Linked DNA regions of Mus musculus: all the other regions are linked to region 1. Evidence: chromatin loops called from intact Hi-C (ENCODE). Cell type or tissue: heart. All regions are shown on one strand. Links, peaks and the distances in the headings refer to the core of each region. The heading gives the core; the rest is flanking DNA. Region 1 holds the start of Sdc2 (syndecan 2). Region 2 holds the start of Tspyl5 (testis-specific protein, Y-encoded-like 5). Region 3 holds the start of Cpq (carboxypeptidase Q). Region 4 has its middle 12 kb from the start of Gm41289. Region 5 overlaps Gm41290 (a long non-coding RNA gene). Region 6 has its middle 5.6 kb from the start of Gm41289.

Region 1 (5,254 bases), core at 540-4,539:
CAAAGTTCAGAACTAGCCAAGAGAGATTGCTAATTTCAAAGGATTAAACATCTTTTGCTGTGAGAATTCTGGTAAGACTCAGAGTTGTGTTTTTACATCACAATCACTCAAATACCCACCTATCCTATGCAGTTTCCAATTCTAAGTACCCCACCCTCGAACTCTGGACAATGACCTTCTAGCCCACACAGCAGTGCCCCCACCCTATAGCTGATCACAAATGTCCTTATTCTCCTGAATGCCAAAAGGTTTACCAATCGTCCAAGGGTCAAAAAGGGGAGATTATCCAACCCAGCTAAAGGCTTTTTTATTAATTCAAATTGGGCAACTTACTGGATGCCAAAGGAATGGCATAGGAAACAAGAGTAAAGAAAAGAGGAGCACTCCTTAATTGAGCCTGCAGCCCTGGGACTGCATGTCAATAGAAGCTGCTTGGACTTCCACCTGCCAAAACAGACCTGTAGTGACCCAGATAGGGGCTGGCACACTAGTCATGAGCCTAAGAGTGCATACACTGGGCAACGCAGAGAAACAAACTCCAACCCCAGAAACACAATCCTGACCAGAAATCAAATTTCCAGGGCCACAGAGGTGAAAGGATGCTAGTAGTGGAAGAAGACAGTTCATGGGAATATGGATCCAAAGGAGTATGAGGTTGGCAGGACAGAAATCTACATTCCCTCCAGCAGCCAGAGGATCTGAGGGCCAAAGCAATGTCACAAGCACCCTCATCTTTCCATTTTGAAAAATTCCATCTCTCTCCAACAGCTTTGCTCCACAAGGACCGTTCCTGGAAGATCCCAGAAACCAGAGAGCCCAGGCCTGTTCCCAAAAGCTCCATGAAGCCAGGAGCCTCCAAATAGACCACCGACTGCATCTCCACTTAGTGTGGGCCCCTTGCCACAGCCACAGGGAGCATTAAACAAATGCACTTTTAGAAACTTTCACTCCTGATACTCTCGGTTTCCTTAATATGGACCCTATCTCCCTAAACTTGCCTTCAGTCAAGCTCAAAGCCTGGAGTAGGGGGATGTGTGCAGAGGAACAGATCCTCCCCAAAGTTTCCAACTCACCCCTGGGGTTTGTCCAGTACACAGAGCTTACTGGATCCTTTCCTGGCCCGCAGTGGTGCTCTAGTAACCTGCAACTTTTAGCCCTCTGTCCTTCCTAGACTACACCATAAAATCCCCCAAGGCAGAAAGCTGGAAATGACTTTAAGGACCTGTGGGGTCCCTAACCTCCAAGTCTTGTGCTCCCACCCCCTGAAGACATGGCTTGGGTAACTCCCTGTAGCAGCTCAATTGTGCAAGAGGGAAAAGGAAGAGCCCAGGGGCAAGTGGTTGAAAAGCAAGCTCATTTGTTTCAGTAGAACCTAGGCAGCCCCACGTTCAGGGTTGGCAGATCCCCCAGGTAGCATCCCCCAATTACCCTCTGGCTCTTCTATTTGCCCGGGCACTCTTAACAGTGCACTTCCCCGGCTGGGCCCACTCACCGTCTCTGCGGACACACAGGCCATCAAGCCCAAGGTGAGCAGGATCCACGCGCGCTGCATATTCCCCAGGGATGTGGCTCCTACCCGGATAAAAGGAAGCCCAGAGCAAGCCTAAGAGGGCCTAGAAAAAAAAGAAGCTGAGCCGCCTCCAGGAGAGAGGTTTGGGCTCCGATTCCGAGCTCTAGCTGTCTTCTCTGGCGCCTGCTCTAGCGTTCTCCCTGCGCCCCGGAAACGCGGCGCCTTCTCACTTGTTGGCTTCTGTACTCCCAACCCAGAGTTGCTGCTTCGCGAGGCTGTTTTCTTGGTCTGGTCCTACAGGGCAGCGTTGTGCTTTCACTCGGCGGACTCCGGTGTCTGGGTCGCAATGCTGTCTGATTTGAAGCAAGCAGTCGATGGGTTGAAACCGAGCTGCCGCTCAAGTTTAGGATGCCGAAAGGCGAACGGCGGCGGGGACGCGCGGTCTGAGGGGCTGGAGCTCCAGGAGTATCTGGAGTACAGCACTCTACAGCTAGACTGGTGGCTTGGCTGCAGCGCCCCTCCTTCTACGCGCCGCCTCCTCCTGGGTCCTCCCCCTCGATCTCACCCCACACCCCTCCGTGTCCTCTCCCTGGTCCTGGTCTTGGTCCTGCTCAGCCTCCGCTTCAACCGCCCCTACCTTCCCTCCCTTCTTAGCCTGGCCCTCAAGGTTCCTCCCAGCTACTGGGGGAAAGGAGGTTGCCAGGACTCCATGATAAAACCAGGGAGAAATTCTTACGGGATTACACTGGGATTGGCAGCTCCCAGAGCCAGTGGGAGCCAGCAGCTCCACTCTGTGGCTGTCCTGAGAACCTGCCTCTGCAAACCTTAGTGCTCTTTCATTTTCTCTCTCCTTCTTTCCCCTTCTCAACACCCTCTCCTCTCCCCACCACCCTTCTGTCTCCCTTTCCCTTTCCTTCTCCTTTTCTTCGCTGTAATTTTCTAAAGAAAATTCGATGAAGGTTTAATGGGCATATTGAGCCTTTTCTTACTTGTGAAAATTGGGTCAATAGAAAGATGAGAGTCGAGAAAAATGAGAAAGTTTATACATCCCCTTCAAGTATTCACAGTGCCCATAGGTCTCCAGATAATGAAGATTGCAATTCAAAAACGACAAAAATAATTGTAACAAGTTAGTGTTAAGATTCTCCTTGGAACTTTCCCCCATGACCCACCTCCACCCCCATCCCAACTATAACCCACAACCCACAACCCTCAAAAAGGTAGAAAAACAAAACCCAAAACACAACAACTCCAAAGCACAACTCATTAAAGGCTTACAAACCATTTCTGCTGCTCACAGTTTGTACCCTGCCTCCTGACTCACACACACACAAACACACACACACTGCCCCAGGCATCAGCTAAGTTCGATTTCCATATTTTTACTTTTGGAAAATGTAAAATTGCAACAGATAAGGATGAAAAATTAGAGAGTCTAGATATTAGCAGATGAATTTCAGAGAATGAATGGTTAAGTAGTTTCTGGCTTTAAGAAAATGAGTATGTATTTCCTACATAAAGCAAAAGCATGCGTCATGTAGTTCGGTGCTGTATGGTGCTACAGAACCAGGCAGGCACATACTCTTCTAATGCTCACCGATGTTCTCTTGGATTTAGAAACTGAATGAATTATGGACCCATTTTCTTCTGTAATGTCCATTTATAAAGGGACAGGGACATTTCAGTATTAGCCACTATTTTGTTATCATGTAGGATGAATTAAAAATACATAATAACTATTTTGTAGGTAAATACTACTCCAGACCTCAAGCCACACCATAAAAAGCTCTGTGATTTTCTCACACAAACACATACCCATACACACACACACACACACACGCACACATGCACAAACACACATACACAGAGACAGAGAGACAGAGACAGGCAGAGACAGAGACAGACAGAGAGACAGAGAGAGACAGAGAGAGAGACAGAGAGACAGAGAGAGATACAGACATGAGGCCCTAGTCATTTTAGAACTAAACTGTAGTCATATCCTGTCTTAGTTAGGGTTTTACTGCTGTGAACAGACACCATGATCAAGGCAAGTCTTATAAAAAACAGCATTTACTTGGGGCTGGTTTACAGGTTCATAGGTTCAGTCCATTATCACCAAGGTGTGAGAATGGCAGTATCCAGGCAGGCATGGCACAGGCAGAGCTGAGAGTTCTATGTCTTCATCCAAAGGCTGTTAGTGGAAGACTGACTTCCAGGCAACTGGGGGAGAGTCTTAAGCCCACAGCCACAGTCACACACCTACTCCAACCAGGTCACACCTATTCCAACAAGACCACACCTCCAAACAGTGCCACTCCCTAGTCTAAGAATATACAAACCTTCACACATCCTAAGTGTGACTATTAGAATGTTTTAGTGATAAGTTACTGTTATAAATCTCAAAAGAAAAAAATTAGCAGGAGAACCATACCTTAAGACATCAACTCTGGCTCAGAAAGCTAACTCCCAACTTTCTGGTTCTTATAAGCAGCCTAAGGCACTGGCAGCCAAGAGAGGACAGGGAGGGGTACAACTAATGGCCACTAGTGGCCATCAGAAAGGTCTCTAAATCTGGGAATTATGAAGGTGTATTTCTACATCTGCTATGTGAAATATTTATGAAAATTGGTGGAGACTAAAATCCAGTTGAAATTTATTAATTATATCTGATACAGAAAAGATAGACCAGCTATCATTCTCCATATGTTCTGAGGTCCTCCAGCTGATGAGCTGGAGTTAAAGGGGTCTAGCAAAAAAATATTCTTAACTGATATCTTCTAAGATTTCATGGAGTGGTCTCAGAAGAAAATATACAGGATGAGAACCAGTGATATGGTTCAGCACATTTATGTTTAGGTATGGACCTTGAATTCCTGATCTTTCCAAAACTTTTATCATGAAGGGGTGTTGGATTTTGTCAAATGCTTTCTCGGTATCTAACGAGATGATCATGTGTTTTTTGTCTTTGAGTTTGTTTACATAGTGGATTACATTGATGGATTTAGATATATTAAACCATCCCTGCATCCCTGGGATGAAGCCTACTTGAATGATCATTTTGATGTGTTCTTGGATTCGGTTTGCAAAGCTTTTATTGAGTGTTTTGTTATTTTTATTAGATATTTTCTATATATACATTTCAAATGCTATCCCGAAAGTTACCTATACCCTCCCTCCACCCTGCTCGCCTATCCACCCACTCCCGCTTCTTGGCCCTGGCATTCCCCTGTATTGGGGCATATAAAGTTTGCAAGACCAAGGGGCCTCTCTTCCCAGTGATGGCTGACGAGGCTATCTTCTGCTACATATGCAGCTAGAGACAGGAGCTCTGGGGGTACTGATTAGTTCATATTGTTTGTTGTTCCACCTATAGGGTTGCAGACCCCTTCAGCTCCTTGGGTACTTTCTCTAGCTTCTCCATTGGGGCCCTGTGTTCCATCTTATAGATGACTGTGAGCATCTACTTCTGTATTTGCCAGGCACTGGCATAGCCTCATACAAGACAGCTATAACAGGGTCCCTTCAGCAAAATATTTCTGGCATTGTGCAATAGTGTCTGGGTTTGGTGGCTGATTATGGGATGGATCCCTGGGTGGGGTAGTCTCTGGATAGTACATCTTTTCATCTTAGCTCCAAACTTTGTCTCTATAATTCCTTTCATGGGTATTTTGTTCCCAATCTAAGGAGGAATGAATTATCCACCCATTGGTCTTCCCTCTTCTTGATTTTCTTGTGTTTTGCAAA
Region 2 (5,254 bases), core at 604-4,603, 770 kb before region 1:
CAGAAGGTTAGAGGGGAAACCTGTCAGAGCTGGAGCTTTGCAGGCAACTGCAGGCCTTTTGAGAAAGTTAGAACTCACATGTATTGGTTAGTTACAGTTATTACTTAGTTTCAGAGCAACCTCCCCAACCCCGGCTTCTACACTTAAAATTTAATGTGTATAAAAGCTGCCTAAGGAGCAAAATGCCCATGTAGGGAGATACAGAGATAAAGTATGGAGCAGAGACTGAAGGAAAGACAATCCAGAGACTGCCCCACCTGGGGATGCATCCCATATACAGTTACCAAATCTAGACACTATTGTGGATTCCAACAAGTACTTGCTGGCAGGAGCTCCATATATCTGAGAGGCTCTGCCAGTGCCTGACAAACACAGAGGTGGATGTTCTCAGCCAACTATTGGACTGAGCACAGGATCCACAATGAAGGAGCTAGGGAAAGTACCCAAGGAGCTGAAGGGGTTTGCAGCCCCATAGGAGGAACAACAATATGAACCAACCAGTACCCCCAGAGTTTCCAGGGACTAAACCACCAACCAAAGAGTATACATGGACAGACCCATGGCTCCAGCTGCATATGTAGCCGAGGATGGCCCTGTGGCATATCAATGGGAAGAGAGACCCTTGGTCCTGTGAAAATTCAATGCCCCAGTGTAGGGAAGAATTCAATGCCAGAATAGGGAAGCAGGAGTGGGTGGGCTGGTAAGCAGGTGGGTAGGAGGGATGGGATAGGGGGAAACAAGGAAAGGGTATAACATTTTAAATGTAAATAAAGAAAATATCTAAAATAAATAAAAATAAAAGCTGGCCGAGAGCTTGTTAACATTTAGTTGCTGATCTAGTAGTTCTTGTGCACCTTGAGCAAGCTTCCATATCCTGCCCAACGGCTAGGCTTACTTCTCTGTTTTTCACTGCAAGGGTGTTGTGGTGTTTGAACCTGGAAGATCCACTCAGAAAGTTTCTCTTCACATTTGTCATGCATTCCCTCAGTACTCATGGTGCTGTAGCCCTGCTATAGGATATGAGGTTTCTTTAGGAGTGCCAGACAGGTTTTCTGGCTGATTCTCTGTAGGCTATGAAAAATTTCTAGGGCTCCCTCCCTCACTACTCCTGTAAACCCTCTGTCTCAAAAATCTCACCTGGAAATCCTTCTCTACTCCTAGAATGGTATTTTTATTCTATGTGTGTCCTATCCCAATTACAGGAGCTTGGACTCAGGCCTGTTATTTCTGGCTCTGGACTGGGATTCACAGCGTTACTCTGTGTAGACCTGAGGCAGCTGGAGGATTTGTGCCTAGGCAAGGAGTTTGGAATTTGTTAACATGCTGAACAGCTTAGGAGTCACCATAGCCATTTGCAAAGGGCCAACAGATTATGGTAGCATGGTAACATAATTAGGCCAAGCCTTTTTCTCCTTCGCTGTATAGTCTCCAGAATGTTCCTTAGTATCCCTCTCCTCTCCACCTGCTCTTCCTCCTCCTCACTAAGGACTGAATCCTCCTCCTCACTAAGGACTGAATCCAGGACTTCCCACATGCTGAGTAACTGTTTTATCACTGAGATGTAACTAACACCAGCCCTCAGTTGCCATTTTATCAGGAAACTGGGAACAAGAATACCTCCTTCAAGAACAGAGATAATGTAAAATTAGTATTCAGTAAAATGCCTTGTATGTTACTTTTTTATTCTTTCTAAGTCATTTTACATAAATATTATGGTTCTGGCTTTCACATTCCCTAGAGTTGAATCGTTGGGACAAATCTTACAGTAGAATAATTATGTAATGAGACAGACATGCCGATGACCAATTAATTATGAGAGATGTCACAGAAAATAACAGAAGAGGAAAAATACTTAGAAAATTGATGGAGACGGTAGTGGGTGCCTTTACGATGTCACTGTAGGAGCAATGGCTCTGTCTTATGAACCCCTGGGGACACGCTTGCTATCAATGATAGGAGATGAGTCAGCAACACTACCAAGGCCAAGCACAGGTGGAAACTAACTTTCTAACTGCAAAATAAGACTAAGGGCGTGTAGCATGTGAGGGTGGGCTGGTACGCAGCCGCTGAGCGGAGCCAATCACTGGGTGCAGTGGGTCCTGCCGTGGTGACGTCACGGTTGCCATGGAGAGGCCAGCTTCGTAGAGACCCTGGGCTGGTAGCGGCTTTGAAACCTTGTTCTCTGGCACCATGAGCGGACGGAGTAGGGGTCGAAAGTCTTCCCGCGCCAAAGGCCGGGGCAAAGGCCGGGCCAGAGCCCGGGTCCGGGCCGCTGCGGAAGACGCCTGGCACGACGAAAAGCCACCACAGAGCCCGCGGCTCGGGGAGGACTCCGCGGCCGCGCAGGTGCAGGCCGGCGCAGCTCAAGGAGGCGCCGAACCAGCCGAGCTGCGGGAAGAGGCGGCCTGCCGCCTCCCGCTGGACTGCGGCCTGGCGTTGCGGGCTCGGGCTGCAGACGAGCGCGGGCTGGCGGCCCCTGATCCGGACCTGGAGAGGGCCCGTTCCCTCGCCGAGCGCCTGACCAGCGACACCAGCTTCGTGGGAACCGTGGGAGCCTTGGCGAAGCTGCGACGCGGCTCCCGCATTGGAAATCGGCGAGTCCCCGGGAGGAAGGCCCCAGATACTCGGAGCGCCACGGGGAGGGGACCTCAGGCCACAGTTAGTGGGAAGCCGAAGATGGCCTCTGCGGGGTTGTGCGCCGCTGCTCCAGTGGGGGAGGAAAAAAAGATGACAGAGAAGCATGCTGGGGCAGGGTCTCCCGCGACAGTGGGCAGCATGGATACCCTAGAGACGGTCCAGCTAAAGCTAGAGACCATGAATGCACAGGCTGACAGGGCATATCTCAGGCTTTCACGCAAGTTTGGCCAGTTGCGACTTCACCACTTAGAGCGCCGGAACCTCCTCATCCAGAGCATTCCGGGCTTCTGGGGGCAAGCTTTTCAGAACCATCCCCAGCTGTCAGCTTTTCTGAATACCAAAGATAAGGAGGTATTGAGCTATTTGAACAGACTGGAGGTGGAAGAACTTGGCCTTGCCAGGTTGGGCTACAAAATCAAGTTCTACTTTGGCCGAAACCCCTATTTCCAAAACAAGGTGCTCATTAAGGAATATGGCTGTGGTCCATCCGGTCAAGTGGTGTCTCGTTCAGCTCCAATCCAGTGGCTCCCAGGCCATGATCTACAATCCCTAAGCAAGGAAAACCCAGAAAACAATGGTAGCTTCTTTGGGTGGTTTTCAAATCACAGCTCTATTGAGTCTGACAAGATTGTTGAGATAATTAATGAGGACCTGTGGCCCAATCCTCTACAGTACTACCTGATCAGTGAAGAAGCCCGTGGAGAGAAAGGAAAGGAAGAAAGGCCAGGTCCAGCAAAACTGAGCCCTGCACCTGCAGTGAGGCAGCCCAACTGATCCGACACAGATCTCCCTACCACCTCTTGCTGGACCTGTTAGGCTGACCACGTGGGTTTGGTTGTCTGCCTTCTGTTCATACCATACATGGTAGCCACTTTGGACTTATCTTCAAGAATGTGACATTTGTGATAATATTCTCTGCTTCCCCATGACCTCACCTTGTCACAATAGTGTTGCATGTGTGACATTCTCACTGTTTGTGTATCAATCACTTCTGATATATGACTTTCTCTACACTATCCAGTCCCTGTTCTTGGCTCTGGCTCTTCCCACTTTCCTTTCACCTGGACATTCTGAGTCATTGTCCAGATGGATATTCAAGCTATGCTACTTCATGGCCAGTCAGCTGGGCTTTGTGTCCATTTTAAGCATGCATGTTATCAGTGGCAAGATTTTTCTATTGCTATCACAAAATGAAGCCAGTGCTTTTATTCTGTGGGTATGGAGACATCAACCAAGGTTCTTCCTATTTTGTTTCCCACTTCAGCCTAGGTCCAGCAGACTACTGGTGTGGATGAGGACAAGGGAAAACAAGAATATGTTCTGTTCACATCATACATCTCTTCTTGCCTCATAGACAGCCTGCTAGTGAACCCTCATCATGGTCTGGCTATGCCTGACTGCAGTCAGTCCATTGACTGTTGGCTAGGTGGGTGTTATTGGCTCCATCTTGCTTATCAAAGACCTCAAGAACTGCCTATGGACCCAGGTACCTTCCCAATGCATGAGCTACAAACCCACCTTCCCCAGACTTTAGAAAACCTACTGCTTGTCAGATTGGTGGGCAGCCTGGCATTTGTGAACATATGCTTGTTGCTCTCATGTTGTGAGCCCTGAGAAGGGTAGAGCTTTGGACCACATCTTTATCAACTGGGTATCTGTGCCATTTCTCTTATTCCTTATTCCTTGCTAAGAAGGGACAAGAAGGAATTTTGAGGAAGAGAGATTTTTCATTTCTATGCCCATGTTTACGTCACACCTTCATGCAACTTAGTCTCCTTCCCTATCAACCTACCTTGGGACTTCCTACTCTCCTTATGAACCCTCTCCCAGCCTTTTAAAATAGCATCACAGTGCAGACAAAAAAAAAATCATCAACCAGACTTTTCTACATACAGTTAGGGAGGCAGAAAGAGGCTTCCTTTGCACACTCATGTAGTAGGCTGAGATAGGATAAAGAAAAACCAAAAGGTCTCAAGAGAGTCTATGGTCAGACATAGGTCCTGAATCCTGGCTTTGTTCAGTAGTTCTAAAGTTGTATGCATCTGCTAGAATTAGAAACCCTAAGGCAGCAGTGTTGTGGTCTCTTGTGTCTTCTGTCTGTTTCTTTTTAAGTCCCAGGGGCTTCTTCCTTTTGTCTCATTTGATAGCCTATGCCACTGGGGTCCCCAGCCCCCAGCTTTCCCACTCAGTAGTGCTTTGCTATCTTTGTTTCTTAGCCCAAATGTACTCACTATGGAAGAATCCCAAGGTGTTACTGGGGACAGGACAGGCAGAACCTGTTCTAGATATTTCTGGTAAGTGTGCAGGCTGAGCTGGACCATCTCTACCAAAGTTTGTCTGTGTTCTGACTTATCTTCTTTGGAAAGTAGAACTCTGTAAGCCAGCCCCCATGCTGGTATGGAAGACTTCATTCTTACCTTTGTGAGGGGGTCCTTGAGAAAATAGGCAAGGGAATCAGGGCAAGATAGGTATGAACCTGGTATTGAGTGGGTCAGTAAAACTTGATAGAAATGCATTGTGATGCTGCAGAGATAGTTATCCTATCTCTTAGTGATGAAGGTGACAGAAGAGACCTTACTCAGGGTTGGGATGGGAGAGTTAAAGGTGTATGTAAACA
Region 3 (5,254 bases), core at 411-4,410, 160 kb before region 1:
TGTTTGTTTGAGAGTATCTCACTTGGATGCTCAGACTGTCCTTGAACTTATAACAATTCTCATTACAGTTATAACTGTGAGTCACCATACCTGGCTGACAATTTGTGTGTGTGTTAACTATGTAGAAATCAGAGGACAATTTGCAGTGTGTGTGTCTGGTCCTGGGATTAAACTTAGTTCCCTCGAGTTGGAAGCATGTGCCTTTACCAACTGGCCATTTTGATGATGCTGGCTAATAATTTTTAAAATAATAAAATAACTAAATCCACCTTAGTAATCCTACTCCCTGGCTCCCATTCACAGTTCACTGGATATGGTAACAATATCCAAATTTTGTACATGTTCGAAAACACAAGGAAACCAGTCTTCCATACCACACAGACTTTCACAGCAGACATTGCCTGATCCCATCTGCTTATGTTCTGAGTCTTGGCTTCCTATTTTTCAAGTACTATTTCTGATAGTTAGGACAAAAGGAGTTTCAAGTTTGCCTTGCTCTTAAGTTTACGGTGAGGATTAGTAGGGTAATATAAGTAAGAAGTTTAAATGAACAATAAAAGTGTGTGGTCAGAGCACCATGAATATCAACTTGTACATTTCATAGTTGAATGACACATGAACCCACAACTGGCTATTTGGGAAAACAACCTGAGAAAGTCAGTCTTTTTCACTAAACAAAACATTTACTCTACCAGATAGACTTGAAATAGGTAGGTAAAAATATGCACCGGCACATGTCTGTGACCCCAGCACTAGCAGGGTGGAGACAAGAGGATTCCTGGAGCTCACTGGCCAACTGATCTAGCAGATTCACTGGACCCCCAGGTCCACTGAGATGTGCTGTCTCCAAAATTTAAAGAATAAAACCTTTGAGGAAGATACCTGTGTTAACCACAGGTCCATACACACATGTACATACACACACACATAATGAAGTTAAAATCTAAAGAGATCAAGTGACAATTCAAAGTCATTGATTTTGGTTTTATGGGGGGGGGGGGTTGTGGAACTTGGGGTCTAGGAAGCAAAACTACAGCAGTGATCAACTGTATTAAAGCACTCTTTATGTGTCATGCACACAAATTACTTTCCTCACTGTGACATATTTTGTTTTCTTCATTCACCTGCAACTAAACCAACCCTTGTCTAAGGAAAATAGACATTGTCCAGTCTTAGATTCATGAGAAGTGTCTGGATTTAAATACAAGTCAGCGACATGGTTCTGCTTTGAGATGTACCTTTGTACCTTGTAAATACATTATATATTTTGGTAACAACGCTGGCTCAAACCAAAAGTGGGGAGAATAAAGCACAAGCAAGCAAGAGTTCAGGTTATTTTGTTTTAGGCAAAATATATTTAATCCAACCAATGGAGATAATAAGGTGCAGGAGTCTAGTAACTAACAACTACAAAGAATCAAACTCCTCTTGATTAACCACAGAGATTGCAAAACACTTAACTCTGAGAAAACAGAGGCGAAAGCCTGTGTGTCTGATGTCTCCATTTCATATTCACTGTGCCATTCATATATTTTGCTCATTCTGCTGCATTTCCTACGCATTTGTCCACTTCATTCATTCAGTTCTACTTCACAGTCAATTATTGGATATTGAGTACGACTATGTATGACAAGTCAGACGCTGACAACTCGAAAATGGGGCCTTTCATATCAGAAATGAAAGAACAGAACTAGGTAGAAAGTGAAAGAAACCACCAAAGCTCTCCCACCCCGTCCTGGTAAAGCCTCTTGCAAGTCAGTTGACTAGGGAAAATTCCAGATAGGGCCTTGAAGGAAGCTCCTAGGCAGTCCAGGGACGGTGCAAGAGACCTTGAAGAAGAGACAGGCACCAGCAATTTTGGTCTCTGCCTCTGGGTTTCAGTGTAACTGCAGGCAGTCTCGTCCTATGCAAGGGCACTCCAGCCCGATCAGGAAGCTCTCTGGCAGCCAGGCCGGCTGACCTCAGCCCACCCTCCCGCCTCTGGGGAGCAGCTGGTCACCCACAGCCTGGGGGGCACTCACCTGATCACGAGGCTCTGCGGAGCAGCAGCGGCCACAACACCCGGTGAGGCCTGCAGACCACAGGCACGTTCGGGGGCGGGACCAGGAAGGTCCTCAGAGCGCACTGGAGCCACAGGGCGGGCCTCCAGAGGCCTCAGGAACAGCCCGGAGCCCCAGTAGTCTGCAGGCCTGGCTTCTTTGTGTGCCAGGACAGCTGTGGAGCCCTCCCTGGCCGGTGGGCGGAGACAAAGGTGCAACCGTCAGCCAGGCCCGAGGCCTGGGCTTTAACTGAGACTGTGGCTGGCTGGACCCGACCCTGAAAGGTCTCCTTGAGCCTGACTTAAGGCAAGTAGGGTCCCCAAGGCCTGGCTTCAAGAGACTTTGTTGGAACCGTCAAACTCCTTCCCAACAAAAGCAACTCAACAGTTATTTTGTTCATGTTATCAATCACCCAGTAGCTAGGGAGGATGGATATGCGGGAAGATGGCCCAGGACTTTGAGGCTTAGCAAGGGCTACAGAATAAATGAGACCCTGTCTCAAAAACAAAATGAAGCACCAGGTTATTTTCTCCCTTCCTTAATAGTTGAAAGACTGTAAGAAAGGAGGTGATCATGAAGGCAGGGGTCATGATCTAAAACTAGGAGATCAGAAAGTCATTTTCAGTCTAGGCATTGTATCAGGGAAAGAGCAATGCTATACTACTCTTGTAGTACATGTGCGCATATTTTTGGCCCATTTATCTATCTGTCTATCTATCTATCTATCTATCTATCTATTCATTCATTCACTTTACATCCTGATCACAGTAGCCCCTCTGCTTTCAGCTCCCCCTTCCCACAGCCCCTGTTTTATCCTCTGCCCCCTTCTCCTCTGAGAAAAGGAAGGACCCCCTTGTGAACCAGTATACCCTGACACATCAAGTCACTGCATGACTTCAGTAGTTTGGGGACCTGCATAAAGTCCAAACTGCAACATGTGCACATGTTTTTAATGTTTTATGTTTTGATAAGTCCAAATTTCTTTACTTAGCCAGACTCTTATCAAAGTTATCTTTGTAAAATACTTTCCAGTTCCTGTCTCTCCTCTTAAAACACACACACACACACAGACATACACACACACAAAACCAAGGAAAAACTTAGGCATGCTGATCCATGTATGTGTTATCTCAAAACACAGAAAATAGAGGCAGGGATATTTTGAGTTTCAGGCTAACCTGGGCTACATAGGTAGATGCTAAGAAAAAGAAAACTCACATACTTAAAAAACAGGAAAGAAAAAATTAAGCATATACAAAGAAAATCATTTTGAGTCCTTTCACCTATGTACAATATAACAATCCCTCTAAACTTTGACTAGTCGCGTTGCCTTTCACAAAATATCACTTCTGTGAGGTATTCAAGGGTCTTTTCAACATGGTCCTAGCTGGCCTTTCCACAAATGGTCCCTGGGGAGTCATATCTAGTCCCAATGATTTACATTTCTCTGAAACTATCTTTGATGAAGAATAGGTTGGATTATTTCCAATCTCCTACAACAGGCTAATTTTGTAAAATGAAATTAATAATCTAGCAAAGGTAACTGAAAAGCTATAAAATGACAGACTCTAGTTTTGTGGAAAAACAAACCTACAGGTTTGCAACAAGTGAAATATCACCTTTTTGACGCTTCTAGCTGCTTACACTCGACTTCTGTGTTTAGCTCATCGTGCACCTGTAAAGACGGCCCATAGACTGTCTCTCTAAGTATAGCTTAGATGGCAGTGCCGTGCTCATGCCGTGCCCAATGCTTCCCAGCCTTTTCTTATGCTGTAAAAGTTCTCTGTCATTGACTCACAATGTAATAATGACAAGACTTGAACTTTAATTGAATGCTTTTTACTAACACTTTATGCGGATTATCTGTGGGTGTTTCTCAGCCCTATGAGCTAGGTATTATGACTATTATTTCTACTTCACGGATGAGTAATTTGAAAGCTAGAGAGGTCATGACACACCCTGTGAGGTCAGGTTGACGTTGTAAATTAAAATAGCTTGATTCCAGAGCCCATCTATGCTTACATTGTCCTGGACCATTTTCCCCTCCCTTTAGATGGTTGATTTTAATTACTCTATTCATGTCCATCTACTATATATCTTTCCCCATTGGTGTTCATTCTATTCTTGTTTCTTTTAGAACTGTTACATTTCTGATACAATGGCATTGGTAGATCTCCATAGCTCTTAGCACTGCTCTCTCTGACTCAGATACTCTAGTAACTCAGAACTTGGCTCATGCAAGCTGCTGGAAGGGAAGCTCCTTCTCTGTGCTTTCATTCTTTTCTGGGGTTTACCTCACTGGAATTATATGCTTACATCTACATCCGCTACTAAGCCATGTGCCATGTGATGCACTCATTTTTCTTACAACTATAGTGTGGATCTGCACAGTCACTGCCAAAATCTTTTGTCTTGCATGCTTGGTCCACAACTAGTGGTTCTGGTTGGGGAAGTTTTGGAAATTTCAGCAGTTAGAAAAGCTAAATCACTCTGAAGATGCTTTTGAAAGTTATGCCCATAATTCCTTCCACATTCTTTGCTCCTTTCTGCATTTTCCTCATGCTTCTCATTGCTTCTATGATGTGATCCAAGTGTACATAGCCAAGCAACCCTGAGCTTAATCATTTGAAACCACAACTAAGTAATCTCTTTTTCTCTTAATTTTTTCTCTTAGGTATTTTTGACACAGCCTCATAAAATTAGTACATTTAATAAAATAGTTATATTTATATAGAGACAAATATTCATCAACATTTATATTATATCCATTGCATTTTGAGTACTGGAAACAGAGTCTGATATATTTATTCACTATAGGCACTCAATACCGAATTGTGTTATAAGCTCTATAGATCAAGCTGACAAGACAATCATAAGGGTAATGTACAGGTTATCACATAGGTATGGAAGAATGCATTGGTGAAATAATTTTGGAGAATTGGTTATACTTCCCAAATCCTAGTTGTCATCCATCCTTTTAGTCCCAGAAGTGAACAACTCTTTAGAAGACAACAGATTTGACATAAAGCACTAAGCTCATAGAAAACTCAGGATGGAGGTTGGGGATTTAGCTCAGTGGTAGAGCACTTGCCTAGCAAGTACAAGACCCTGGGTTCAGTCCTCAGCTCTGGGGAAAAAAAAAAGAAATCCAGTATATGTCACCCAAGTCAAGACCAATGTGTGAGCTGGCCGAAACTCCATAGAAATGCTGTTCT
Region 4 (5,254 bases), core at 963-4,962, 140 kb after region 1:
GTTTGATAATTGGGATGCAGGATGGACGGAGTTCAGGGAAAATTGAGATCAGTGTTATAGTAGTATGTAGTCCTTCTTTATCCAGGCCTGTTATTTGGGATTTGCAGTGGAGTAAATGTGGTGGTGATGGGAGAATATGGATTCTGGAATACTTAGAAAATACAAAGAAGAACAAAATTAACTAGTAGCTCATCACCCTGAGTCAATGACTGACACATTTTGATAAACATTTTTCCAGGCTGCTTTTTCTGTATGTATATTTTCCACAAAGTTCAGATCATATAATTAATTGAGTTTTGCACCTTGCTATTTCCATCTGTCCTTGTCTAAATATATTGAATTATCCCTGATCTTTCTTTGTAAATTTGAATTTTTAGTGGCTGAACAGTTTTACTGTGTGACTTTACAACAATGTATTTCTATTTCTTTCTTTCTTTCTTTCTTTCTTTCTTTCTTTCTTCCTTCCTTCCTTCTTTCCTTCCTTCCGTCCTTTTTTTTTGTTGATTTTTTATTAGATATTTTCTACATTTACATTTTAAATGCTAAGCCCTTTCCTAATTTCCTCTCCGAAAGTCCCCTATGCACTCTTCCCACCCTGCTCCCCAACCCACCTAAGCCCTCTTCCTGGTCCTGGCATTCCCTGGTACTGGCTTTACAAGGACACCATCCTACAACCTGGCCAAGGCCTCTTAGAGGTGGTGGATTCAGAGAACCCCAAGCATACTACCTACCATCAGTGAGCCCAGAAAAACTGAGTTGAGAGAAAGTGCCCATTAATTCATGTCTGCCAAGCCCTCCAGCACCCTGACTAAAAGTCTCAGAATTAATAATGCTTTACCAGGTCCTGGCTCCTACTGAGTTCTGTGCTTTGTAGAGCAGAATTATAGACACCACCCCTTCCCTCACATGGTGTCAGTCTCTATGGAAGAGACACAGGAGGGTTAGAGATCTTAAAGAACACTTATCTGTATTTCATAGTGAAGAACACAAACAAAAGGAAAGGAATGGGTGTTGGGAGCCGCCCTCACATTTGCCATTATAAGATGGCGCTGACAGCTGTGTTCTAAGTGGTAAACATAATCTGCACACGTGCAGGGGCAGTTTTCCCGCCATGTGTTCTGCCTTTCTCGTGATGACAACTGGGCCGATGGGCTGCAGCCAATCAGGGAGTAATACGTCCTAGGCGGAGGATAATTCTCCTTAAAAGGGACGGGGTTTTGCCATTCTTTTTCTCTCTCTTGTTTTCTCATTCTTGCTCTCTTGCTTTCTTGTTCTTGTTCTTTCTCTCTCTCTTGCTCTTGCTCTCTTGCACTCTTGCGCTCTTGCGCTCTGGCTCCTGAAGATGTAAGCAATAAAGCTTTGCCGCAGAAGATTCCGGTTTGTTGTGTTCTTCCTGGCCGGTCGTGAGAACGCGGGTAAGAGTTGGTGCTGAGACCCGGGACGAGAAGACCTGGGACGAGAAGACCTAGGACGAGAAGACCTGGGACGAGAAAACCTGGGACGGTTACCATCACCGGCGCAAGGAAGATCCCTCATTCTGGAACCAGAACTGCGGGTCATGGTAATGAAGTGTTCCCGTAAAACAGACTGTTGAGAAGGATCCAGCCTGGATTCAGAACTCCTCAGCTGGGGAATGGTGGTAATGAAGTGTTCCCGTAAAACAGACTGTTGAGAAGGATTCAACTGTGTGAATTCAGAACTCTTCAGCTGGGGAACGGTGGTAATGAAGTGTTCCCGTAACACAGACTGTTGAGAAGGATTCAACTGCGTGAATTCAGAACTCTTCAGCTGGGGAACAGGGTACCCGTAAGTATAGCTTTACAAGGTAAGTCTGGTCTTGAACTTTCTAACGAAATTCAAGACAGTCTATCAGAAGTAAAGTGGGAAATAGCTTTACAAGGTATGTTTGGCCTTGAACTTTTTCTAGTGTTAGGAGCCCTTTTGTTCCTTTTCACATGTTATCAAGCGGTTAAGGCAGGGCTGAAAATTCTGGATGAAATTCAGGGCAATCTATCAGAAGTAAAGCGGGGAGAGAGAGTAGGAGCAAAGAGGAAATATTGTACACAAAATAAGTATATAGGCCTTTCCACGGGTCTTGAACCTGAGGAAAAGTTTAGGTCAGGTAAGAATACCTGGGGAGAGATTAGAAGGAAGGAAAAGAAAAAAGATCAATTAGCGGAGGTCTCTAGGAGAAGGAGCCTATACTCATCACTAGATGAGCTCAAGGAGCCAGTTCTTAGTAGTTCTGAATCAGATGAAAAGGCTATTAGGGCCTGGAAGGCGCTCTCCCGAGCAGGTGAGGCCACTGGACAACTAACAAAGATCGTCCAGGGACCTCAGGAGTCATTCTCAGATTTTGTGGCCAGAATGACAGAGGCAGCAGAGCGTATTTTTGGAGATTCAGAGCAAGCCGCACCTCTGGTAGAATAGCTTATTTATGAGCAAGCCACGCAGGAATGCAGAGCGGCCATAGCCCCAAGAAAGAACAAAGGTTTACAAGACTGGTTCAGGGTTTGTCGGGAGCTTGGGGGACCTCTCATTATGGGTTACTTCCATTCAGTATGAGAAATTTACTAGGGCAGCTAATTTGTTAAAAAGTCTTTCTCAGTATATGTTACAGAATTGGACGGCTGAATTTGAACAGACCCTTCGGGAATTGAGACTGGCCATTATTCAGGTCAACTCCACGCGCTTGGACCTGTCCCTGATCAAAGGATTACCCAATTGGATCTCCTCAGCATTTTCCTTCTTTAAAGAATGGGTATGGGTGGGATTATTTGGAGATACACTTTGCTGTGGATTAGTGTTTCTTCTCTGGTTGGTCTGTAAGCTTAAGGCCCAAACTAGGAGAGACAAGGTGGTTATTGCCCAGGCACTTGCAGCTCTAGAACATGGTGCTTCCCCTGATATATCTATGCTTAAGCAATAGGTCGCTGGCCATTCAGCTCTTGCACCCCACGAGGCTAGTCTCATTGCACGGGATAGAGTGAGTGTGCTTCAGCAGCCCGAGAGAGTTGCACGGCTAAGCACTGCAGTAGAAAGGCTCTGCGGCATATATGAGCCTATTCTAGGGAGACATGTCATCTTTCATGAAGGTTCAGTGTCCTAGTTCCCTTCCCCCAGGAAAAACGACACGGGAGCAGGTCAGGGTTGCTCTGGGTAAAAGCCTGTGAGCCTAAGAGCTAATCCTGTACATGGCTCCTTTACCTGCACACTGGGGATTTGACCTCTATCTCCACTCTCATTAATATGGGTGGCCTATTGCTCTTATTAAAAGAAAAGGGGGAGATGTTGGGAGCCGCCCTCACATTTGCCATTATAAGATGGCGCTGACAGCTGTGTTCTAAGTGGTAAACATAATCTGCACACGTGCAGGGGCAGTTTTCCCGCCATGTGTTCTGCCTTTCTCGTGATGACAACTGGGCCGATGGGCTGCAGCCAATCAGGGAGTAATACGTCCTAGGCGGAGGATAATTCTCCTTAAAAGGGACGGGGTTTTGCCATTCTTTTTCTCTCTCTTGTTTTCTCATTCTTGCTCTCTTGCTTTCTTGTTCTTGTTCTTTTTCTCTCTCTTGCTTTCTTGTTCTTGTTCTTTTTCTTGCTTTCTTGCTCTCTGGCTCCTGAAGATGTAAGCAATAAAGCTTTGCCGCAGAAGATTACGGTTTGCTGTGTTCTTCCTGGCCGGTCGAGAGAACGCGGGAACACTATGTCGTATGTTCTGCTATTCCTAGATGCACCAACTGCACCCTCCACACAGTCAAAATACATGGCATAAAATTATTTTGGGAGCCCAATTCACTTACAGAAATGCATCTTTAAGTGGCTTGGAGCTTTATACATTGTGTGATTTTGGCCATAATAGATGAGTGGCAAGCACTGTCACAGAAACCCAGGACTATTGGCTTCCCAAGGGAAACTAGCTTTGCTCTAACCCAGTCACAGCTGAGAGGTCTGGATGGGATTCAGGACAGTCCATAATTAAGGAGTAACCTGTGATTCCCAGGGGAAGCTGACTCATTATAACCATCAGAGATGCTTTGTAAAAGATACAAATTATCCAGCCACACACACTGAGGCTCTGCTTGCAAAAATTGGAGATAAACTTGTAAGATTTGTATTTATATGTACTTCCTATGACCTTGTCAGTCTGTCTGGTTACTTACAGGAGCATAAAAGAGGTTTGGCTGGAACAATCATGAAAAGCTATTGAACAGAATAGTAAAGGAGGAATGAACAGAATATTAAAGGAGGTCTAATGAACAGCATACTAAAGGGGGAATGCTTAAATTCAGCTATGTCTGAGGAAGGATCAGAACAGTAACCAAGAAGGAGTAACCAGGAAGCAGTGTTAGCATGGAACAGCTTACAAATCTGGTCAATGAATGCAGATTCCAAACGACGACCAGTACACAAGGTAGTTTCTGGACCACAGCCAACATCTCAAAGTGATAAACAAAGGGCAAACCATAGAGCAGACGAGCACCAGGCCAAGGATGGTAACTATACAGCTACTAAGAAGATGGAGAGGATTTGCAGGCTTGCTCACTGATTAATTCCAGCACATAGCAGGAAACCCACCTGCTGAGTAAAAGGAGGGGTCAATACCCTGGTGAGTTTAAAGGCAGGGTATAGATGGGAACCATGATAAATGAATGAATCAAGGATTTCTTCAAAATTCCAGTCAATTTTATTCCAGGCTAGAAATAAAACTCTATGGCAACCTAAAAAGTTAAAAAATGATGGCCTTGTTTTCAGTCAAAGCTCTTCTTCATGATGTAGGCTTTCTTCTGAGACTTTTCATTGGCTCCTACTCCATGAAAGAAGGAGATGACTTTGAGATACTGGGATGTATTTTTGGCCTGGGTATGAAAGATGGCAAGCCTTCTTTCTGCCTTGGGAAGGAGAGAAAGATGGGCGAGATCTTGTAATTTGGTTTTCTGGCAAAGGAAGGACAGCTTCTGCTCACTGGGCCTGTTGGATTACAACCAACAGGCACACCAATAGCACAATAGCTTGACTAGACTCCTTGTAATCCTTGATGACAGAGTTGACTGGGCTCTGTTTAGCCAGGTCAGCCCCAGAATAGACAGTCCCTAGAAGATTCCAAACTACCTATGATCAGGTCTGGAGGTGTTCTGAAGGCTTGAAAATTAGTTTTTCTTTTGGAAAAAAACTAACTAACCTTTTAAAATTCTTTCCCAACTTATGATTATCCTAGTTGCCCTTCAGTTGACCACATAACACAGTCCACTGT
Region 5 (5,254 bases), core at 492-4,491, 1.1 Mb before region 1:
CTGAGACCAGGCTAGCTCCTCAGTGATCTCAATTGTGCCTGGTACAGAATGAGTGACCTAGACTAATGGAAGGGCATGGGACTAAGGGAAGTCAATGTCAATTACCTGGTGCTCTGCTGGACCATATAGGATCCTGGTCAAAACCAGAGGTGTTGGTCCCTATATATATGTGGTAGTTTGAATGAAATGGCTCCCACAGGCTCAGATATTTTAATACTTGGTCTCCAGTTGGTAGAACTGTTTTGGAAGGATTAGGAGGTGTGGCCTTGTTGTAAAAGGTGTGTTACTGGGTTCTGAGGTTTCAAAAACCACACCATTCTCAGTTCCCCTCCCTCTGCTTTGTGCTTATGTATCAAGATTTGAGCTCTCAGCTACTGCTCCATCACCATGCCTGTCTGCTCCTTTGCTCATCTCTATGATGTCTTAACTCTAACTCTCTGAAACTGTACGCACGCCCAAACAAACTTTTTTCTATAAGTTGTCTTGATTTTATCAATAGAAAATAGAAATATAAATAGTAACTAAGAAAGCATGAATGCCACAATTTATTACCATGTAAACAGTCCTCAACTGTAACTGTATACCAAGTCTGTTCTTTACTGGTCTGTATACTACTGTTATTCCTTATAAACTCGTATGTAAGGAACTCAATAGAATGGGTCTGAGAACAGTGGAACAATGGAAAATAATGGTCTCACTGTACTGTTTATAACTGTCTGTACTTAATATTTTGAAATTTGGGTTGTTATTTTCGACTTTGATTTTTAAAATTTTGCATTAAAATACTTGTTTTGTCTAATGCTTTTTTTTTTCCAAGAGCCCTCTTACATTTGCACTCTAGTGTTTAGCTTTTTATCTGCTGCTGTGATGAAACATCGTGACAAAAAATGACTCTTGGAGAGAAAGGATTTAGCTTACAGTTCCAGGCCACAGTCCATCCCTGCAGGGCAGGAGCTTGAGTAGGAGTTTGAGGCAGCTGGTCCCATCATATACACATTCAAGAGCATAGGGGCATGAATTCATACATCCTCATTTGCTTGCTTGTTCGTGCTTAGTTTGATTTTTCACTCTTAATACAGTTCAGGATCCCTCGACTGGAAAAAGGAGCCACGTGAAATGGGCTGAGCGTTGCCATATCAACTTACATACTTAAAATAGCTCCCCAGCCAGGCATGGTGGTATATGCCTTTAATCCTAACATTCTGAAGGCAGAGGCAGGTTAATATTTGTGAGTTTTAGGTTAGTCTGGTCTGCCTAGTGGGTTCCAGGGCAGCTAGAGCAACACAGTGAGACCTTGTCTCAATAATAATAATAATAATAATAATAATAATAATAATAATAATAACAGTTCCCCACAGACCAGTCTCCTAGGCTGAATATAGGCAAGCCCTTATTAAGGCTCTCCTCTACGTGATTCTGGGTTGTATCAAGCTGATAGAGATAACCACCACAGCAAGCAAGTGCCTCCCTTTCCTCATGCAAACTGTAGGAGACACTTCCATAGGGCATCTCCTTCCTGTGGCTTTCTATCTTTCTCCTCCTTGTCTCCTTTCTTCTCCCTTACCCCCTGCACCTTCCCATTTTATTCTGAGACCCTGGCCTCGGTTCCACCTCTACCCTTCTCCCTACTCACTCAGCATTTATGACACTGCTAAAAACCTCTTCCATGTCTCCTACATTTTTCAAGATCCTGTTTCCCTCTCTTGGTCTTACAAAAAATGTAATTCAATCCTATAAAAATGAGAAACCGGCCGGGCGTGGTGGCGCATGCCTTTAATCCCAGCACTTGGGAAGCAGAGGCAGGTGGATTTCTGAGTTTGAGGCCAGCCTGGTCTACAAAGCGAGTTCCAGGACAGCCAGGGCTACACAGAGAAACCCTGTACCAAAACCAAAACCAAAACCAAAACCAAAACCAAAACCAAAACCAAAACCAAAACCAAAACCAAAACCAACAACAAAAGAGAAAAAGCAAACCAAAACCACAACCACCACCATCACAACAATGCCATCATTCCCTCTGTAGTCTTTTATTCTCCCCTTCCCAGGACCACCAAAGGCAGGATGTGAGGCAGGAGGTTCTTCCCAGTCTTTTCATGGCTGTGCATCTTTCCCTCTCATAGGAAAGAATATCCTCCTCTGAGACCCTTGTGCTCAAGTATGTCCATCTCTCTACTTTCTCCTCAGGGTCAGCCTTTGTAAGTTGGACTTCATGGTTCAGTGAGGTCTTTAAGATGAATGGACAGATGCCGTTCTGACATCGTCTCTTCCTAGCTCTGGGATGTTACAAAAGACACAGTTATAAGCACCTTGTTTTCTTTGCATTCTGAGTCGAACCTTTCACCAGCTGGGGACTAAGCGTTCAAACATGGGAGCCGCTCCCATTGAAATCACCACTGACCAGAAGAGGACATCAGATTTTGTGGAACTGGAGCTATAATGGAACTGTCATGTGAATGACTGTTGGGGACTAAACTCTGATCGTGTGTAAGAGTTCAAAACTGCTGAATAGTCTCTCCAGCTCACGCATTTTGAGGCATCTGAGCTTTCAAAAAGCCACCTGTAAAGTCTTTGGAACTGAAGTGCTTCCCAGGCAATGCCTTTCTATGATACTATGTCTGTACTTTCTGGAATTGTAGCCACTAGCAACATGTGGCCTTTGAGTTCTCAGAATGTGGCTAGTTTATTTGATTAACTTTGGATTTGCATTTCCCCAGTGGCGCCTCACTTTGCCCGTTTCTCCCACCAGATGGCGCCCTCATTGAGGGAAAGAAATGGGTTTGCAACACCAGCAACCTGAATAAGCCAAAGGCGTGAAGGGATAGCATTGGCCCTCCTAATCACTGCACCCTGTCTTCTTCAGAGATTCAACTGCCTGAACGGGCTTTAACCCTCACGCCGGCAGCTGGAGCTGCAATCACTTGTTTCTAGAAATGATGGGCAGTGTAAAACAGACACAGCCACCACCACCACAAGACAGTCTGGGGCGGTGATGGTGCAGGTCTTTAATCCTCGCATCCGGGAATCTGAGGGCGGGGGATCTCTGTGAGTGTCAGGCCAACCTGGCCTACATAGAGAGTTCCAAGCCAGCCAGGGTTTCATAGTGAGACTGTCTCAAACAAACAAACAAACAAACAAACAAACAAAACAAAACAAACAAACAAAAAAACCTCAAATGTTACTTTGTATTCGAAGGCACGGGACAACGGTGGTAGCTGCTTGGAATAAAGAAATACACTTTTATTGTTTTTGGGACAATGGCATGCCTTTCATTTGTTCTACTTCTCCTGAAAGTTTTACTTAGATCATCTTTTAAGGTATCATCCATTTCTGGACTGGTGTTTGCTGTTTATTTTACAGACCCTTGTTCCCATGTGCTGGCTGTGATGTGGCCTCTCCCAGAAGCATTTGCATTTTATGCCTACACAGCCTCCCATTGTTAACCTTGCGAATCACTAGAAAAAAACAACTCCACTGTTTTGGGTCAAATCTAAAGCAAGAATTCCCCGTCTGAGAATGGCCTCAAGTCACGTGTTACAGGGAGCCTATAAGGAGAAACCTATTGGCCATCATACTTTCCCATGAGGTTTTGTTATTTCCCAAGATCTATAATTCCCAGCATTCCAGAGAGTTACCTAGTTCCTGGGCAGGTGGGACTTAGAGGTTTTTTTTTTTTTTTTTTCTTTTTATCACAAATACCATATGCATTTGGATGGAGTCTTGCCCTCTTCGAGTATTTCCCAGCAACCTTTAAAGACTTGATTTTGACTTGCTGGTTCATAAGATATATGCATTTCGTTTTGTGATCATTATTATTATTTTAAATATAGATAGGCCCAGTTTAAGAAGTTCTCCCAAACGTTTAAAAACTTGAACCTATAATTAGTGTATGTTCCTGCTATGATCTAGGCATTTATCCTATAACATTTAAAATAAGGCGTGTAATGAGTTGAGTAGAAATTATAATTTATTGTCCATCTTCACCCCCCTTTCCTTTCCTTTTTCTCTATTTTTCTTATTTTTTTTCTTTTTTTTTCTTTTTTTGCTGTTGTTTTTGAGATAGGGTTTTGCTGTGTAGCTCTGGTCAGCCTAGAACTTTCTATTAATACCAGGTTGGCCTGAACTTGTGATGACCTTTTGGCTTCTATGCCCAAATGCTGAGATAAGAAGTTTGGGCTATTACTGCTTCTTTGTTCTTTTGGAAAATATAAAAATATACAGGGAATTGATATCTAGCTCAGTTGGCAGAGTGATTCCTCAGCACATACAAAGCTTGAGTATGATTCTGTAGCATTGCATAAGCTGTGGACAGTAGCAGATGTCACACACACACACACACACACACACACACACACACACACACACACACACGTGCATGCACACACGCACGCTTTAAAAATTTTGTTTTGAATCAGAGTTTCTTGTAGCCTAGGCTGGCCCGAATCTATAATATGGCTAAAAACGAGCTTAAACTCCTGATCCTTCTGCTTTTACGTCCAGCTGCTGGGATTACAGGCCTAAAGATTTACTTTGGCCAGAGTTTTGAGGTATGAGGCTCTGGTTTTGATCTTTCGTTCCACAAAAAAATGGATAAGACTTAAAAACCATCCTTCACTTAACAGATTCGGGACCAATAGAAGTGGCTGATTTTAGAAATGGGGAAAAGACAGTGCAGGTTGAACCTGCACCTCTCTCACTCTTGTTCTCTCTCTTCTTCTCATGCCAGAGATAGAACCCAGAGCCTTGCAAACAGTAGGCAAAGGCTCTGATGTATTAAAAGGATGCGTATGTAAGGCGTCTTGATAGTAATATACTATAATCCGTAAACTAAGACAGAACTTTGAGGGTTGGTGATTTAGCTCAGTTGGTGTTTGTCTATAATAAATGAAGTTTGGAGTTGTATGTCTCTGTGGGTGTGTGCACATGAGTGCAGGTGCCCTCAGCGACCAGAAGTACCACATCCTCTGAAGTTACAGCTTATGAGCATCATGACTGAGGGTCCTCTGAAAAGGCGTGGGCACTTCTAATCCCTGAGTCATCTTTCCTGCCCTAAATCCTGGGCTTGGCTCTGAGCACTACATATAACTGGCTATGGTGCCTCAAGGTGTAATCTGGGACTTGGGAGGTAGAAGGTGAATCAGAAATTCAGAGTCATCGTTGGCTGTAAAGTGAGTTGGAGGCCATCCTGAGTCTCTGGATTTATTGAGACTCAGTCTCAAATAAACTAACAAATGGACAAAAGAACCAAAAAACCAAA
Region 6 (5,254 bases), core at 206-4,205, 140 kb after region 1:
GAAAGACTGACTCACTGCCCAACAAAGGCTGTATGTAGGATTCTCAAGTTGACATTTCAAAAATGTTTAATCACCCTTTGAATGATAGTGCAAGGGCTCAAAACAGAATCTTTCCAATAAAGCTGCTCTTTTGAAAAACATTCAATTCTGTTTTGAACTGAGAAAATGGTAGAGCCCCAAACATAAGAGATTTCAGAGAAAATAAGGCAGGGAGAGGAGAGGAGCACATTTAAGGGTAAACAAACAACAGCAAACCCCACCAGGTCTTAAGAAGCTATCAAAGCCATACAGAAGCTCCCAAGGGCTTTTCTCCTAGCAAATCTCCGAACCAGGTTCTGCAAAGAAAAGGTCCCCAACTCTGCTCAGTTTACAAGATTCTCTCTGGACAATAATTCAGTTGAGCTTTCCCTTTGCCCAGTTTTGCACAGCTATGTAATGCAATGGTTCCTGTTGTTTTGTGTTGTTTTGTTTCCTTTGAAATACACACAGACTAGCTCCAATTTAGTTTACAGCACACCAAAGTTCAGAACTAGCCAAGAGAGATTACTGATTTCATTGGATTAAACATTTTTTGCTGTGAGAAATTCTGGTAAGTCTCAGAGTTGTGTTTTTACATCATAATCGCTCAAATACCCAACTATCCTATGCAGTTTCCAATTCTAAATTCCCCAGCCTCGAACTCTGTACAATGACCTTCTAGCCCACACAGCAGTGCCCCCACTCTATAGCTGATCACAAATGTCCTTATTCTCCTGAATGCCAAAAGGTTTACCAATCGTCCAAGGGTCAAAAAGGGGAGATTATCCAACCCAGCTAAGGGCTTTTTTATTAATTCAAATTGGGCAACTTACTGGATGCCAAACGAATGGCATAGGAAACAAGAGTAAAGAAAAGAGGAGGACTCCCTAATTGAGCCTGCAGCCCTGGGACTGCATGTCAATAGAAGCTGCTTGGACTTCCACCTGCCAAAATAGAGCTGTAGTGGCCTAAATAGGGGCTGGCACACTAGTCATGAGCCTAAGCTAGTAGTGGAAGAAGACAGTTTCATGGGAATATGGGATCCAAAGGAGTATGAGGTTGGCAGGACAAAAATCTACATTCCCCCAGCAGCTGGAGGATCTGAGGGCCAAAGCAATGTCACAAGCACCCTCATCTTTAAATCTTGAGAAATTACATCTCTCTTCTACAGCCAGGGGCTTCGCTCTACTCGGAGGGTTCCTGGAAGATCCCAGAAACCAGAGAGCCCAGGCCTGTTCCCAAAAGCTCGATGAGGCCAGGAGCCTCAGAATAGACCAAGGACTGCATCTCTACTTAATGTAGGCGCCTTGCCACAGCCACAGGGAGCATTAAACAAATGCACTTTTAGAAACTTTCACTCCTGATACTCTCGGTTTCCTTAATATGGACCCTATCTCCCTAAACTTGCCTTCAGTCAAGCTCAAAGCCTGGAGTAGGGGGATGTGTGCAGAGGAACAGATCCTCCCCAAAGTTTCCAACTCATCCCTGGGGTTTGTCCAGTACACAGAGCTTACTGGATCCTTTCCTGGCCCGCAGTGGTGCTCTAGTAACCTGCAACTTTTAGCCCTCTGTCCTTCCTAGACTACACCATAAAATCCCCCAAGGCAGAAAGCTGGAAATGACTTTAAGGACCTGTGGGGTCCCTAACCTCCAAGTCTTGTGCTCCCACCCCCTGAAGACATGGCTTGGGTAACTCCCTGTAGCAGCTCAATTGTGCAAGAGGGAAAAGGAAGAGCCCAGGGGCAAGTGGTTGAAAAGCAAGCTCATTTGTTTCAGTAGATCCTAGGCAGCCCCACGTTCAGGGTTGGCAGATCCCCCAGGTAGCATCCCCCAATTACCCTCTGGCTCTTCTATTTGCCCGGACACTCTTAACAGTGCACTTCCCCGGCTGGGCCCACTCACCGTCTCTGAGGACACACAGGCCATCAAGCCCAAGGTGAGCAGGATCCACGCGCGCTGCATATTCCCCAGGGATGTGGCTCCTACCCGGATAAAAGGAAGCCCAGCGCAACCGAAGAAGGTCTAGAAAAGAAAGAAGCTGAGCCGCCTCCAGGAGAGAGGTTTGGGCTCTGATTCCGACTCTAGCTGTCTTCTCTGGCGCCTGCTCTAGCATTCTAGCTGCGCCCCGGAAACGCGGCGCCTTCTCACTTGTTGGCTTCTGCACTCCCAACCTAGAGTTGCTGCTTCGCGTGGCTGTTTTCTTGGTCTTGTCCTACTCTGCGTTGTGCTTTCACTCGGCGGACTCCGGTGTCTGGGTCGCAATGCTGTCTGATTTGAAGCAAGCAGTCGATCGGTTGAAACCGAGCTGCCGCTCAAGTTTAGGATGCCTAAAGGCGAACGGCGGCAGGGATGCGCGATCTGCGGGGCTGGATCTCCAGGAGTATGTGGAGTACAGCACTCTACAGCTAGGCTGGTGGCTTGGCTGCAGCGCCCCTCCTATGCGCCGCCGCCTCCTGGGTCCTCCCCTCGATCTCACCCCACCCATCTCCGCGTCCTCTCCCTGGTCCTAGTCCTGGTCTTGGTCCTGCTCAGCCTCCGCCTCTACCGCCCCCACCTTCCCTCCCTTCCTAGCCTGGCCCTCAAGGTTCCTCCCAGCTACTGGGGGAAAGGAGGTTGCCAGGACTCCATGATAAAACCAGGGAGAAATTCTTACGGGATTACACTGGGATTGGCAGCTCCCAGAGCCAGTGGGAGCCAGCAGCTCCACTCTGTGGCTGTCCTGAGAACCTGCCTCTGCAAACCTTAGTGCTCTTTCATTTTCTCTCTCCTTCTTTCCCCTTCTCAACACCCTCTCCTCTCCCCACCACCCTTCTGTCTCCCTTTCACTTTCCTTCTCCTTTTCTTCGCTGAATTTTCTAAAGAAAATTCGATGAAGGTTTGATGGGCATATTGAGCCTTTTCTGACTTGTGAAAATTGGGTCGATAGAAAGATGAGAGTCGAGAAAAATGAGAAAGTTTATACATCCCCTTCAAGTATTCACAGTGCCCATAGGTCTCCAGATAATGAAGATTGCAATTCAAAAAAGACAAAAATAACTGTAACAAGTTCGTGTTAAGATTCTCCTTGGAACTTTCCCCCATGACCCACCTCCATCCCCATCCCAACCATAACCCACAACCCCCAAAAAGCAGAAAAAAAGAGATTCCTAAAATCCAAAAATGCAACAACTCCAAAGCACAACTCATTAAAGGCTTACAAACCATTTCTGCTGCTCACAGTTTGTGCCCTGCCTCCTGACTCACACACATACACACACACACACACACACAGAGAGAGGGAGAGAGAGAGAGAGAGAGAGAGAGAGAGAGAGAGAGAGAGAGAGAGAGAGAGAGAGAGAGAGAGACTGCCCCCAGGCATCAGCTAAGGTCGATTTCCATATTTTTCCTTTTGGAAAATGTAAAATTGTTTACATTTGGAAGCAACAAATAGAGATGAAAAATTAGAGAGTCTAGATAATAGCAGATGAAGTTCAGAGAATGGTTAAGTAGTTTCTGGCTTTAAGAAAATGAGTATGTATTTCCTGCATAAAGCAAAAGCATGCGTCATGTAGTTCGGTGCTGTATGGTGCTACAGAACCAGGCAGGCACATACTCTTCTAATGCTCACCGATGTTCTCTTGGACTTAGGAACTGAATGAATTATGGACCCATTTTCTTCTGTAATGCCCATTTATAAAGGACAGGAACTTTTCAGTATTAGTCACTATTTTGTTATCATGTGGGATGAATTAGAAATACATAATAACTATGTTGTAGGTAAATACTACTCCAGACCTCAAGCCACACCATAAAACCTCCGACCTTTACACACACACACACACACAGAGAGAGAGAGAGAGAGAGAGACAGACAGACAGACAGACATGAGGCCATAGTCATCTTAAAACTAAACTGTAGTCACATCCTAAGTGACTATTAAAATGTTTTAGTGATAAGTTACTGTTATAAATCTCAAAAGAAAAAAATTAGCAGGAGAACCATACCTCTTTAAGACATCAACTGTGGCCCAATAACTAACTCCCAACTTTCTGGTTCTTATAAGCAGCCTAAGGCACTGCCAGTCAAGAGAGGACAGGGAGGGGTACAACTAATGGCCACTAGTGGCCATCAGAAAGGTCTCTAAATCTGGGAATTATGAAGGTATATTTCTACATCTGCTAAGTGAAATTTCTATGAAAATTGGTGGAGACTAAAATCCAGTGGAATTTTGTTAAGTATATCTGATACAGAAAAGATAGACCAGCTATCATTCTCCATATGTTCTGAGGTCCTCCAGCAGATAAGCTGGACTTCTAGGGGTATAGCAAGAAAATATTCTTAACTGATATCTTCTAAGAAGCTTTAGTGGTGTTGTCTCAGAAGAAAATATACAGGATGAGGGCCAGTGATATGGTTCAGCAGATTTAGGCAATTGTTGTCAGTCCTGACCACCTAAGTTCTATCCTTGGGCCCCACATGATGGAAAAAAGAAAATCAGCTTCCAAAAGTTATTTTCTGACTACCACATGTGTACCGCAGCATCACACATGTACATGTAAATAAATGTCCTTAAAATTGAGAATTGGAAAGCACATAAAACAAATAAAATACAGAGAACCAAAAAATGTAAAGAGAACTGGACTTATTTTCATATTTTTATTTTACATATGTATGTTTTGTTGTATGTATGTGTGAAATGTACCTGCAAGTGCCCAAAGAAGCCAAAAGAGGCCATCAGAACCGAACCACTGGTACTGGAATTACTCAAGATTGTGAGTCACTAAATGGATTCTGGGGACTGAACTGGGGTCTTCTGCAGGAGCAGCACATGCTCTTAACTGCTAAGCCATCTCCTCAGCCCCAAGAACCAAATAAAATTTAAAAAATAGATATAACTACCATTAAAGACACAGTGTTTCAAGAAGGATGGCACACTAGACACTGTCATTAGTGTATCTAATGACAACTTTGGATAAACAGGTGCTTCATCCTAAGGTTGTTGACAAGTGCATGAAGTTGTAAAAGCAACACGATGTCACTCACAGGTCCTGGTTGTCCCCCAATTTGCTGTTCTATGAAATGTTTCCATGGATATAGTCTAGAAATCAATTTGGAGGACTCAGCATGTAAGTGATAGAATTTGAAAGCAAAGGAAACCTTATTAATCACTTATTGCTAATGATGGCAGGTGAGTTAAGGCTGTGGGGAAAATCTGCAGGCACGCCAAACAAAATCTATTTTTAGCGTCAAATGTTCA

What was found. Peaks named below come from ENCODE experiments on the same cell type or tissue, not always from the same donor. Only the 100,000 strongest peaks of a DNase experiment are listed, where the experiment ranks them.
Region 2: a loop joins it to region 1, with 2.2 times the contacts of the local background. A loop is called at or near these places in 2 of 42 quality-filtered maps.
Region 3: it touches region 1 in a loop (4-fold over the local background); 2 of 42 quality-filtered maps call a loop at or near these places.
Region 4: it touches region 1 in a loop (3-fold over the local background); 12 of 42 quality-filtered maps call a loop at or near these places.
Region 5: it touches region 1 in a loop (6-fold over the local background); 6 of 42 quality-filtered maps call a loop at or near these places.
Region 6: a loop joins it to region 1, with 5 times the contacts of the local background. A loop is called at or near these places in 12 of 42 quality-filtered maps.

The regions. Positions count from the first base shown.
Region 1 is chr15:32,917,544-32,922,797 of GRCm38, reverse strand. Sdc2 (syndecan 2) reads right to left here and starts at 2,075. Exons shown (of 5, transcript NM_008304.2): 1 at 1,493-2,075. The coding sequence starts at 1,552. In heart, for the core only: a CTCF peak has its summit at 2,201; a DNase peak (open chromatin) is centred at 2,097; H3K4me3 peaks cover 1,280 bases; H3K27ac peaks cover 760 bases.
Region 2 is chr15:33,684,734-33,689,987 of GRCm38, reverse strand. It overlaps Tspyl5 (testis-specific protein, Y-encoded-like 5), which reads left to right and starts at 2,105. Exons shown (of 1, transcript NM_001085421.1): 1 at 2,105-5,254. The coding sequence starts at 2,191. The coding sequence ends at 3,411. In heart, for the core only: no CTCF peak of the experiment used is centred there; DNase peaks (open chromatin) are centred at 2,117 and 2,647; H3K4me3 peaks cover 1,728 bases; H3K27ac peaks cover 1,042 bases.
Region 3 is chr15:33,080,090-33,085,343 of GRCm38, reverse strand. Cpq (carboxypeptidase Q) reads right to left here and starts at 2,215. Exons shown (of 8, transcript NM_176073.4): 1 at 2,022-2,215. In heart, for the core only: a CTCF peak has its summit at 2,218; a DNase peak (open chromatin) is centred at 2,123; H3K4me3 peaks cover 1,502 bases; H3K27ac peaks cover 1,249 bases.
Region 4 is chr15:32,782,418-32,787,671 of GRCm38, reverse strand. It overlaps the pseudogene Gm32618. Among named protein-coding and RNA genes, the nearest start is that of Gm41289, 12 kb to the right of the region's middle. In heart, for the core only: no CTCF peak of the experiment used is centred there; no DNase peak of the experiment used is centred there.
Region 5 is chr15:34,019,673-34,024,926 of GRCm38, reverse strand. It overlaps Gm41290 (a long non-coding RNA gene), which reads left to right. Exons shown (of 3, transcript XR_875114.2): 3 at 2,185-2,767. Among named protein-coding and RNA genes, the nearest start is that of Gm41290, 15 kb to the left of the region's middle. In heart, for the core only: a CTCF peak has its summit at 2,737 (motif pointing right); no DNase peak of the experiment used is centred there.
Region 6 is chr15:32,776,097-32,781,350 of GRCm38, reverse strand. It overlaps the pseudogene Gm32618. Among named protein-coding and RNA genes, the nearest start is that of Gm41289, 5.6 kb to the right of the region's middle. In heart, for the core only: a CTCF peak has its summit at 2,562; a DNase peak (open chromatin) is centred at 2,580; H3K4me3 peaks cover 1,181 bases; H3K27ac peaks cover 700 bases.